2 separate regions of the Homo sapiens genome follow, and region 2 is linked to region 1. The links are chromatin loops, found by intact Hi-C in ENCODE. Cell type or tissue: MCF 10A. All regions are shown on one strand. Links, peaks and the distances in the headings refer to the core of each region. The heading gives the core; the rest is flanking DNA.

What was found. A loop is a pair of places that touch in the nucleus more often than their neighbours do. Peaks named below come from ENCODE experiments on the same cell type or tissue, not always from the same donor. Only the 100,000 strongest peaks of a DNase experiment are listed, where the experiment ranks them.
Region 2: a loop joins it to region 1, with 9 times the contacts of the local background. A loop is called at or near these places in 2 of 110 quality-filtered maps.

What each region holds. Positions count from the first base shown.
Region 1 is chr3:72,334,636-72,340,834 of GRCh38, reverse strand. No RefSeq gene overlaps it. Among named protein-coding and RNA genes, the nearest start is that of RYBP, 110 kb to the left of the region's middle. RefSeq lists a silencer at 1,325-1,434 and an enhancer at 5,326-5,892. In MCF 10A, for the core only: no CTCF peak of the experiment used is centred there; DNase peaks (open chromatin) are centred at 1,454, 1,844 and 3,794.
Region 2 is chr3:71,969,183-71,975,381 of GRCh38, reverse strand. No RefSeq gene overlaps it. Among named protein-coding and RNA genes, the nearest start is that of LINC00877, 130 kb to the left of the region's middle. RefSeq lists a silencer at 1,117-1,299. In MCF 10A, for the core only: a CTCF peak has its summit at 3,157; a DNase peak (open chromatin) is centred at 3,181.

The sequences.
Region 1 (6,199 bases), core at 827-5,826:
GGGTGGCTGCGGAGGGCCCAGCTGGGCTCATCGGTGGCACCATTACCAGGCTGTGCCCCTGTGCCTCCCAACACTTTGGGGCTGAACGTCATGGCTTCCCAAGTACATGCGCGTCAAAGATCTTGATTAATCCTAATGCCTCCCAAGAGATGAGGATTAATCATTGTGCAGGTTCACATTTCTGGGTTGTTTACTAGGTGCCAGGCACCGAGCTGAAGTCTTCATGTGGATTGTGTTTTTCCTCCTCATGACAAGCTTATGAAGTAAGTGCCTTTCTTGAGCCCGTTCCCATTTGTGAATGGGGACACCGAGGCGCAAAATGCAAAGCTCCCTGCTGGAGACCACACAGGTGGTGGCAGAGGCATCTGGGCACCCAATCCGAGTTCTGCCAAGTGGCTTCTATCAGAAACAGCTGTTTAACTGATGAAGCAACTGAGGCTCAGAGAGATGGAGTAACTTGCCCAAGGTCATCGACCCTGCCCCCCAAATTCTGCTGCCCAGCATCTTGCGGGAGAGTAAGGGAGGGCTGAGGCTCACCACCTGCCCGGGCTCTGGGGGACAGCCCCAGGGGGGGCCGGGTGTGGGAAATGCCCTGGGCTCTTGAGGGCTGTGGGCCTCTGTTTCCCCAGCTATAAAATGGTGGCGGTAACAGAGGTGTGACTGACAGACACATTGCTCCTTCCTAAGACTTCTCCAGCCCTGCATTCCAAGACCTGGATTTTCTAGGGCAGCGTTTGGCCCCAATCCAAGCCCCATAAATGGCTGCCCGTGGCCCGCCCCACCCCCACCCAGCTATCCTCTCTCCCCCAGCCCTATAATTGGAGTCCTGTAGGTGAGTTATTGGCTCAATATGTTTATAGGTTCCCCCAGCTCCCCTCCCCCCTCACCCCCAAACAAAGGAGCTATAAGACTAGAGCCAAAACACAGCTCCAAGAACGTGTGCCTGTGACCCAGCCCCCGCCAGGGTGAGGTGGAGAACTTTCCGTGTGGCCCATTCCTGGGCAGGGCCTACTCCTCTTCTCCCTCCAGCGGCTCCTGCTTCCCTCTTCCTGTCCCTGCTGCTCCACAGAAGCTGCTCTGTCCCCTCAGGCTGGGCCAGCTCCCACTGCAGCACTTTAATGGTTTTGGGAAGGGTAGGGACTGTGTTGACAGGCTACCTGGAGGCAGTTGGCCAGGAAAGTCAGTCAGTCTGCCCTTGTCTCACAGTCAGACTCCGAGACACAGCCAGGGCCACACAGTGAGGCATGGCCACGCACACCGTGAGTCCCAGGCACGGTCAGCTGGTCTGTTGGCCAGCCTCAAGCAGTCAGCCAGTTGGCACACTGGGCCAGTCAGGGAGTTAGCTGTTGTCTCACAGCCAGACTTGCCTATACGAGTCAGGGCCACCCAGTCAACGCCCACTCACATCAGGAGTTGCAGTCACAGCTGGTCAGTCAGACACCCAGCCAATCTCAGTCAGTTGGTCAGTCAATTAGTCATTGTCTCTTGGTCAGATTGTGTTACACAGTCAGACATGGCCGCTCACACAGTGAGTCACAGCCGTGGTCAGCAGGTCTCCTGCTGCCTGGTCAAACTCGATCTGTCAGCCCATCAATCAGTCAGTCAAGGCAGGGTTAGCCAGTCAGCCAGGAGTCATCAGTCACCCACATAGCCAATCAGATTCAGCCACCCAGTCAACACATTCAAGTCAGTCAATCCACAGGTTATTGTCTCACAGCCAGACTCAGTTACATTGTCACAGCCATCCAGTCAGACAAAGCCACTCACCACGAGTCACCCAGCTGTCTCTTGGCTGGCCTGTTCATCTCAGTCAGTCTCTGGCAGTTGAGTCAGCCAGAGTCAGTTTTCCATGACTAAGGCAGGTGGTCAGTCCACCCGGTCTGTCCTGTGAGTTGGGTGTAGTCAGTTTCATGGTTAGTCACAGGTAGCCGTAGGCTGTGCCACAGCCACAATGAAACACCAGGCAACCAGCCAGTCAGTTGATCTCAAAATGTCAGGCATGCAATCAAGGCGGTCAGTCAAGACGCAGGGGTCACAGTCAGACCCACGGTTACCAAGTCAGTCTGGAAGAGACAGCCAATCCCAGAGCCGGCTAGTCAGTCAGTCAAGATCATCACTGACGGCTATCAGTTAGGAGATCATAGTCATCCAGACATCCAGTCAGTCTGAATCAGCCTGCCAGTCACACTGACTCAGTTATTCCCTCAGTCAGCCAGGCAGGCAGTCACAATAGTCAGTCATAGTAAGCTGCCTAGTTATCCAGTCAGTTTGAATTAAACAACCAACCAGTCAACCATACACCAAACCCATTGTCATCAACTGGCCAGTCAGTCCATCATGCATGTGGTCAATGAGTTGGTCTCCTTGTCAACCTGTCTCCTCACCAGTCATGTTCAATCCACTGAATCCATCAGCCCAGTTGCAGTTGGCCCAGTCATAGTCACAAGCTCCCACAGTCCATGGCCTGGTCAGTCCAGATCACAGCCAGCCAGCTACAGTGAAACCCACAGTGACCATCAGTCAGTCAGTCAGTCAGTCAGTCAGTCAGTCAATCAATCATCTAACCTTGTCAACACCAAGGCCCTGACTGACTTCTTACAGTATCACATGAATCACTAGCGATCACTGACAGAAACCCTAGATCAAACCGAAAGCATGCCTTGACCCTCTTCAGCAATGTCCAGAATAAGTGGTCCCCAGTCAGCCAGCTACTCCTATTCATCAGGAAGGATAGGGGCAGGGGGAGGCAATTAAGTTGACATATGAGTTCAGGGGAACCCACTTGTCAGCCAGAGAGGCCATGGGGCTGACGGCCATGGAGAGAGGGCAGAAGACCCTTGGGACAGTTTTCCAGTCCACCACCTGGATGCCCCATGAGGGTTTTCTCAGAGCAGGGACCCCCAGTGCCCTTTCCAACACCCCTGCTGTCCCCAGGTAGGGGAGAGTGAGAGTATGAGATACCCCTGCAATCGCTGGCCTCCTCCTTTTGCCTCCCTCGCTTCCCCCTTCCTTTTCCTCCCTCTCCTCTTGCTCCTCCACTTCCTCGTCACTTCCGCCTTGCTCTACATAGGTGAACCTAACCCACCCACACTCAGATCCTGTCCTGGTGTTCCACAGTGCCAGTCCCTCCCCCCCACACACACACCACACAATCACAAACACTCCCACCACACACATACACACACCAGTCACAAACCACCACACATACCACACACATACCCACACACCACACACGTACACCCACACACCACATATACACACATACACACCCACACACATCACACACATACAGACCCACACCCACCACACATACACACACACCACACATACACAAACACTCCCCGCCACACACCAGACACCGTGTGCATGTGCACATACCACATGCATATACACACCCACACACACCACATACATCACATATGCCACACGTCACACACAGACACCACACTCACACATAGCCCTCGCACACCACACCCTCCCACGTGCACGTGCACTTACAACACAGGGCACACACACCACACATGCACACATGCATATACCACATGCACGTATGCACACCACGCACACACACACATACGCTACACAGACACGCACACACGCCCTGCTTCTTGGCTAGCCTCCTCGTTTTGGAACATCCTGTTCCAGGCAGCCTGGGAGAAGGCGCTCAGACACTCCTTGGGCCGGCCCCTCCCCCTCTGCTCCCAGGGTTTCCGCCTCCTGTCGCCGCCCTTGCTGGGGTAGGGGGCGGCCTCCTGGCATAAGCCCGAGCACAGTGTCCTCCTGGGTGTGGACTCTTTCTGCAGGAACTCCTCCTTCCAGCTCCTCTGGAGGAGAGGGATGAGCGGGGGAAGGCTGGGGACGGGAGGTGTCTTGCTCACTTCATTTCTCTGCCTGGGGGCCCCCCCCGCCGGCTTCCCTGGAGTCAAGCAGGGCTCCCCAGGCAATTCCGTTACCTGGGTGAACACTGGCAGGAGTCCAGCTCAGAGAAGCAGCTGGGAGTTCTAAGCCCGAGGGGAGAGCTGTTCATCTCAGGCTGACTGGGGCTGCTTTCTGCTCGAGCGGGCCACACTCTAGGCAGAGGTGCTCTCTGGACCTCTTTCTGGCACCTGGACTCCACCACTTACTAGCCTTGTGATCACATTGGGCACATTAATTGGGGTTTAGGAGCCTCAGCTTCCTCTTCTTTAAAATAGAGAGGATAACAGAGCCCACCTGCTTGGGTCTGGGTAATGATGAAACGAAGAACACGTGGAGAGGGCTCAGGGCAGCATCTGGTAGCTCCTGTGACTGCCGACTTGGGGCTCATTTGTTCCCACCAGGCAATTTGGTGGCCAGGCCACAGGGGGTTCTAGAAGCTTCTTTCCATGCCCCTTCTCTCACCTGGCTCCATGACCCCCTGCCCTATTGCAGCTTCCAGTCACCGAGGGCTCCTAAGTGCCCAATACCACGCTGGGTGCTCTGTTGACATTATCACCCTGCACCCTCACAGTAGCCCCATGATGTCGGTGCCCGTACTATACCCATTTTACAGAGGAATAAACTGAGGTTCTGGGAGTTAGAGTAATATGCCCAAAGCTGCAGGTAGTGAGTGGAAGAGCCAGAACTGGCTGACTTCCTGAGGCCCATAGGGTGGCATGGTACCTGCCCTGGTACTGAAAGCCACATGTGCATCTTTGGGGCCTTTGGGGAGGGTGGGGAGGTGTTTTCCATGCCCCAGTTATCCCAGGTTCCCAGCTTCTGCTCTATCTTGTACTGGTTACCTGACATGTTTGTTGACAACATTCATTGACTTTGCATTGGTGAAGAGTTGAGTGGATGTTGGTGGAAGCACAGGCACTCCAGAAGCTGGGGTGGGTGGGTGGAGGCACTCCTCAGACTAGGGAGGCCCCAGGGACACTTCCAAAGCTCTGGTTTGGCTGAGGAATTCATATCTGAAAGGAATGTATGAGAAGGCTTTGGGAAACACAGAGAAGCTATCTTTTATGGGCGTAGGGGAGGCCGCAGAAGAACAGCATCCAAATCTCCACATCATGTGGACCTTGCTGTCGATAACAGCAATCTTAATGACAATCTCTACAGGCCCTGGGCTCCTTAGGAGGTAGGAGGAGGGTGTCTTTATCCAGAAACCCTTTCTATTAACAGTAACAACATAAGGATTCCACCCAGTGCCTCTGGGGCTGGTGGCGAGAGGACTCCAGCTTGGGGCCACCCCCTAGGAGAGATTCCTGTGAGCAGCCCTCGAGGGCCTCGCAGTGATGCCCCCCAGCCTTCCAGCTTTCCCTCAACCCGCAGGTGGCTCTGCGAAGGCGTCTCTTTATTTGGAATTGCACTTGGCAGTGATGACACTTTTTGAAGGGCTGCAGGGTGGAAGTCGGCAGCAGAAGCCCTTAATTCCCAGACCCGAGGGGGCTTTGCAAAGACAGCTCCTCTCCTGCTGAGCACAAACCCACCATTTCTCTCACTTCCAGGCTCCAAGGAGGAGGGCCAGGCCACAGTGTGAAATGCTCTTAGAGGACACCCGCTGGGGTGACAAGGCTCAGAAGAAAAAGGCAGATGGCTCCCCACTGCCCTCGGATGACATCCAAACGGCCTGCCTGCTGAATTAACAAAGGCCATCCTCATCCTGCCTCCGGGCACTGCTCCAGCCCAGGCCTTTGCCACGCACACCATTCCAGCTACTGCCTGCGAGCTTCTCAGTCCTTACAGCAGGACTCCCGGAACCCCAAGCTGCCCCCTCTACAGAGAATATGCTTCCCTCCCATCATCTCTCAGCTAACTCCTATGCATCCTTCAGGACTTAGGCGTCACTTCCTCCAAGAAGCCTTCCCAGAATGCCTCTCCCCTAGCGTCTAGTAGCCTCAGGCGTTCTTTAGCTTGTACATTGCATTCTCCTGGTGTCTTCTCACTGTCTTCCTCTGTGCATGTCTGTCTCTGTCCATTTCCCCTTTGTATAAGGACACCAGTTATATTGGATTAGGGCCCATTCTAATCATTTTATGTTAACTCGATTACTTCCGTAAGAGCCTATCTCCAAATAAGGTCACATTCTGAGGTTCTGGAGTTTAGGAGTTCAACACATCTTTGAGAGAAAGAGCACAATTAAACCAGAACACTTGCTTCGTGACCTTAACTTCTAAGCTAAGTGTATTTCCTTAACTTCTCTGAGCCCTGCTTTTCTGTCTGTTAAATAGGGATTGTG
Region 2 (6,199 bases), core at 745-5,744, 370 kb after region 1:
AATTTTGATTCTTTATTCGTGTTGGTTGTCACTTTTTGCCATTGTCATCATACCTGCTGCTAGCAATAACTCCTTCTTTTTTCTCTTCTAATATGCTGTTTCTAATCCATTATGGACTAGGAAACCAGACAATTAAGCTTGTTATGCACGTTATAATTGTGACTAATTGAGCCCGGCCACCTTGATAGTCAACATCGCTCTATCCCACCTCCACCCACCTTGCTCACACTTTTGTAATTGTGTGATTGGTGGCTCTTGTATCTTCCCTCTAGAGAGCATGCTCTTTTGAGGAAAGGTAATGAGCTCAATTCACCTTCGTGTCTCTCTGTCCCCTTCCCCCAGCACCCAGCACAATGCTTTCCATGTGTTAGGTGACTAATAAATATCTGCTAAGACTATTAAGTAATTAAGTTCTGAGTAATGGCCCAAGAGCTTGCCTATAAGTTAATTAGATGGGCTTTGCTGCTAGCCTGTGGGACATCCGTTTTAGCTGTCTAGGTGCCTCTGGGATTTTCTCAGTTGTGTCTTGGATACTTAAGATTATAGGACAAAGAGATCAATTAATTCCTTCATTTAGTCTCTCGGTAGGTGTTTATTGAGTTTCTACTGTAATATTAAAAATACTAGCAACTTATATGTCCTGGATATTTACCATGGGCAAGTAATATTTGAAGCACTTTATAAGTGTTAATTTATGTTACACTCACAACAATCCGATGAGGTAGGGACTGTTGTCATCATCCCAAAGGCTGAAGAAACTGAGTCACAGAAAGCAAGTTTCCCAAGGCCTCATGGCTACTGAGAAGTGGAGTTAGACTAGTCAGGTGCTGGACCTATAGGAGGACAAGACAGAGAAGACGTTTACCCTCAGGGGGTTGACATTTTTGTGGGAAGGCCAGATATGAAACAAATAAGCATATAAATCTACTAACTGATTGTAGGTTGTGATAAGTGTTCTGAAAAGAATCAGCAGTGTGCTATAATAGAAAATAAAGCAAGGGACATAGGAGCATGGTCCCACAGGGCGTCTAGGAGTGGGTGCATTAGCTTATCTATTGTTGGATAACAAACTACCCCAAAAATGTAGTGCTTAAAATAATAGACCTTTACTATCTCCCAGTTTCTGTGGGTCAGGGATTTTTGAGAGGCTCATCTGCGTAGTCCCAGCTTGGGGTTTCCCACTAGATTGTAGTCAAGATGTTGCCTGGCTGGAGCTGCAGTCATCCAAAGGCTCGACTGGGGCTAGTGGATCTGTTTCCAAGGTGATTCATTATATCAAACAGGGTTCTCTCAGACAAGCAGAACCAGTAGCAACGATATAGATCACAGAGTTGGGGGGATGGTTATAAGTCTCTTTCCAGGTATAAAGCTCTCCCTACATCTGATGCTAGACCTTGAAATCCACAGAGCAAGCAATCAGGAAGGAAAGGCCACAAGCAAATGGAAACCCCACCAGCACAAGCTAGAGCTCCACAAGGATAGACTGAAACTCATGTTCTTTGTGGTGAGGGCATCCTACAGAGGTTGGGCATTTGTTCCAGATCTGAACACACACACCTGGCCCAGCTCCTGCATCACATCAACAAGGTGAGTCAGCAGGTGAGTAACAATGTATTTGCAATACAAAATTGCTGTTGCCCCCAGTACCACTACCCCCTACTCCAAGTCACTGAGACTCTCCCTCATGGCCAACCCTAACTGGAAACATACAAATAAGGGGATTCTGTAGTTCAGCCTAGTTAAGCTGACACACTGCAAACCCATCACATCATGACACTCACTCCAGTGGCTCTTAAAGGCCTCAGTTCCTCCTCGGCTGTTGGCAAGAGGCCCAGTCCCTCACCACGTTGGCCCTCATTAGGGCTGCTTGACTGTCCTCATGACACGACAGTGACAGCTGGCTGCTCCCGGAGTGAATGGCCCAGAAAGAGAATGAGGAGAAGACGGCAATGCCTTTCATAGCCTAGTCTTGGAAGTCGCCTATTGTCACTTCTCCAGTATTCTATTCATTACAAGTGGGTCATTGAGTTCAGAACACATGCAAGGGGAGGACAATTAGGCTCCACCTTTTGAAGAGAGCAGGGTCAAAGATTTACGGGTGTATTTTAAAACCAGGAGACAGTATTTAAGCTATGGGGAAGGCAGCAATTTGAAGAGCCAGAGAAGAGTGTTTTGGGGCAGAGGTGACATCAGGAGACCCTGAAGAGTTTGATGTGTGTCTTTTGCTGTGTGTTTGTTTGCTGTCCTCTTAAGGTCAGCGTGGCTAGAGCCTCATGGGCCAGCCCCTGGGGAAAGCTGCCTAACGTGAGGCTGGGCCTCCTCAATTGTGAGGAGCAATTTGTGTTTTATTCCAAGTGCAACAAGACACCATCATGAGGTCACAAGAAGAGGGACACAGTCTGGTTTGCGTTTTTGAGGTATTGCTGTGGCTGCTTTATGGGGAGTGGATTGGAGGAGGATAGAGTAGATGCAGGGAGCCCAGAAGGGGCATCAAAACACCATGCCTCTTCTTGTTCAAGCTCTATTGTTTATTTGGTCAATTCTTGTAAGCTTTCTGAACCCCTTTCGTCAACTGTCAAATGAGGTGACTACTCCTTGCACACCTCCCTGAACCACTGCAGGACTCACAAAGAGAATGTATGTGGAGACACACTGCAAAATGCAAAATGTTCTGCAATGCAGCCGGAGAACTTTTGCCTGACTTGCTCTGGGTTAATACCACTTCCAGAGTTAGGTAGTTTAACTCCAAAAGAGCGCAATCATCAGGAGAAGCCTATTTTTAGCTTCAGTGTATCTATTAGTACAATTGCTACTCAACACTTCAACAGAGTTGATACCCACCTAAGTATTTAAATGACCAAGAACCATCACATCGCTGGGGGCAATGCTGTGAGATCACTGTAACATCCCAGCAATCATTCATGACAACTCATACCACCTGGCCATGTGGCATTGCCTGGCTTAAGTTAGTGTCCTGGAGGCAGAGCCTAAGATGGGGACTTTTGAGCAGGTGGTCTATGGAGGTGGCGCTTCAGGGTAACCTGCAGCAGAGTGAGGGAAGCAGGATCAGGCAGGAGAGCGAGCAGGCAGATGGTGGTTTCAGGAGGGAACTGGCCTGAGTATGATCCTCTGGGGAGCTCTGGAGCATGAAGCATGAATTGCAGAGGTTATCCTGCCCGGAGGCAAGAAGGCTTGGCTGGTATACAACATCCTCTTGGCATGATTGGAATAATCTCTTGTAGTTTAACACATCACCGCAAGAACTAATGACTTAAAACAACAGTCATCTTCTTGTACACAGATGTTCATAGCAGTATTATTCACAACAGCCGGAAGGTGAAAGCAATGCAGGTGTCCATTGCCAGGTGAAAGGATAATCAAAATGTGGTATATACATACTATGGAATATTATTTAGCCTTAAAAAGGAAGAAAATTCTGACATGCTACAACATGGATGAACTTGGAAGGCATTATGCTAAGTCAAGTAAGCCAGTCACAAGAAGGCAAATATGGTATGAGTCTACTTATATGAGCTGCGTAGAGTGGTCAAATTCATGGAGATGAAAAGTAGAATGATGCTTGACTGGAGGGAGGTGGGAATGGGGAGTTGTTTAATGGCTATGAAATCTCAGTTTTACAAGATGAAAAAGCTGATTGGTTATACAACAATGTGAATATATTAACACTATCTACTTGACTGTACACTTTAAAATGGTTACAATGATAAATTCCCCATTATGTGGGATTTTTTTATTTTGTTTTTGTTTTGGAGACAGGGTCTTGTTCTATCACCCAGGCTGGAGTGTAGTGGCAGAATCATGGCTCACTATAGCCTTGAACTCCTGAGCTGAAGTAATTCTCCTGTCTCAGCCTCCCAAGTAGCTGGGACTACAGGCACACACCACCACGCCTGGCTAATGTTTTTTTTTTGTTTTGTTTGTTTTGTTTTGTTTTTTTTTCTTGTAGAGACAGGGATCTCGCTATGTTGCTCAGGCAGGTCTCGAACTCCTGGGCTCAAGAGATCTGCCTACCTTGGCCTCCCAAAGTGCTAGGATTACAGATGTGAACCACTTTGCCCAGCCTTGTTATGTGTATTTTACCACAATTAAAATAAAAAGTAAAATTTTAAACAACAGTAATCATTTATTATCTGTCACTGTCTCTGTGGGTCACAAATTTGAGGGTGGCTCAGCTGGGCTGCGCCAGGCTGTTCTCACTCAGGGTCTTTCATGAGGGTACAGGCAGATGGCAGTTAGGGCTTAGCTGTCTTGAAAGTTTCTTCACACATGTGTCTTGTAGCTGGGCTGAGAAGACTCAAACAGCTGGGGCTCCTTAGGGGTCTCTATCTCTACCTCAGTGTGGTGGCTTCCCGGTCATTGAGCTTCTTACATCACGGCTCAGACTCCAAGGCACATGTCCTGAGGGACAGACAGAGACAGAGAGGCAGGCCGAAGCCGTATTGTTGCTTACAATCTAGTTTGGAAGGTACATTAGTCTCCTAGGACTGCTGTAACAAAGGACCACAAGTTGGGTGGTTTAAAACAACAGAAATTTGGTCTCTCACAGTGCTGGAGGCCAGAAGTCTGAAATCCAGGTGTTGGCAGAGCTGCACTCCCTCTCAAAGCTCCAGTGGAGAATCCTTCCTTGCTTCTTCCAGCTTCTGGTGTTGCCAGCAATCCTTGGCACTCTGTCTTGTAGAAGCATCCCTGCAATCTCTGCCTCCATCTTCATGTGACATTCCCGTGTGTGTGCATGCCTCTATGTGTAAAACAATAACTGTTTTAACAATAGTTGTGAAGATGGAGTGAGTTAATGCTTAGATGTGTCATAAATGTCCATTAAACATTAGCAACAGGCCAGACATGAAAGCTCAGACCTGTAACTTTGGGAGACAAAGACAGGTGGATCACTTGAGCCCAGGAGTTCAAGACCAGCCTGGACGACATGATGAAACCCTGTCTCCCTGTCTTTCTCCATATAAAGACAAATTTCCCCCTCCTTCTCCATATAAAAACATGAGTCGCTGGATTAAAGCCCACCTTAATCCAGTATGACCTCGTTAAAACTTGGTTACATCTGCAAAGACGTTTCCAAGTAAGATCACATCCATAGATATCAGGGGTTGAGACTTGAACATATCTTTTTAGAAGACACATTCAACCTACAACAGAAGGCATGCAGCCACTTCCACCTCATCCTCTTCCTTAGAATCCTGAAGTCTTTAATACTGGCCCACCTTCAAGGAGAGGGAATCTGCCTTTTGGTGAGAAGAATGTCAAAGAATTTGCAGGGAGTGTGTAACCTCCCAGGCATCTCAGGAGCTGTGTCTCCTGCCAGCCATGCCCAGCCTTCAGAGAGGGTGCAGGTGTGGGCTGTTAAACCAGCACTGCTGCAGCTGGGCAAGCTGGCCTGGTACCAGGCATTTGGGAGCAATGCTACAGGACACCTGCTACAGGAACGTAACAACCAGTCCTTTGCAGACCAGTGGATCAACTCATCCCCTTCCATGGCATGCTACAGCCAACTATTCTTCAATTATAAAAATGGCATCACCTCTTAAGTAGAAAAATATTTTTTAAAAATTTTTTTAATAATCACATTTTTTGATACTGTTTAGACAGCTAAATAATAATATTTGCCCAATGAGAATATTTACAACGGGTCAATACTGTTCCAACTATTAACAGATTTAATCCTGACAATTGTAGGAGGTTGGTTCCATTATCATCCCTATTTTACAGATGAGAAGACTGAAGCCCAAAGAGGGTTATGTAAATTACCCAAGTTCAGATGGTTGCTCAGTGGCAGAGCTGAAGTTTGAAACTCAGCATCTGGTTCCACAAATCTATGCTGTTAGTCTCACTACTATACTGCTGTTCTGAAATAGAATCCAGTAAGAAAAAAGCAAACCAAACTTGATCTTCTATTATATAATCATTCAGATTTATAATTGGATTTAAACATAGCCCCAAGAAATTAAGGACCAGCAGGTCTACAGCCGCTTTCCCAAGAGGACTGTTATACTGAGGTATAACCACTTCTTCCAGAAGCAAGAGCCTGGGATAAGCCAAACCCAAGGCTGCCTGGGCAAGGTATCATTGTCCTGGAAGAGCACATCTAATTGAGGCTCCAAATCCAGCATTAGCAAACCCTTCAGGTGTAATTAATCTGCAACAGAGAAGCTCTGCAGGGCAGTGT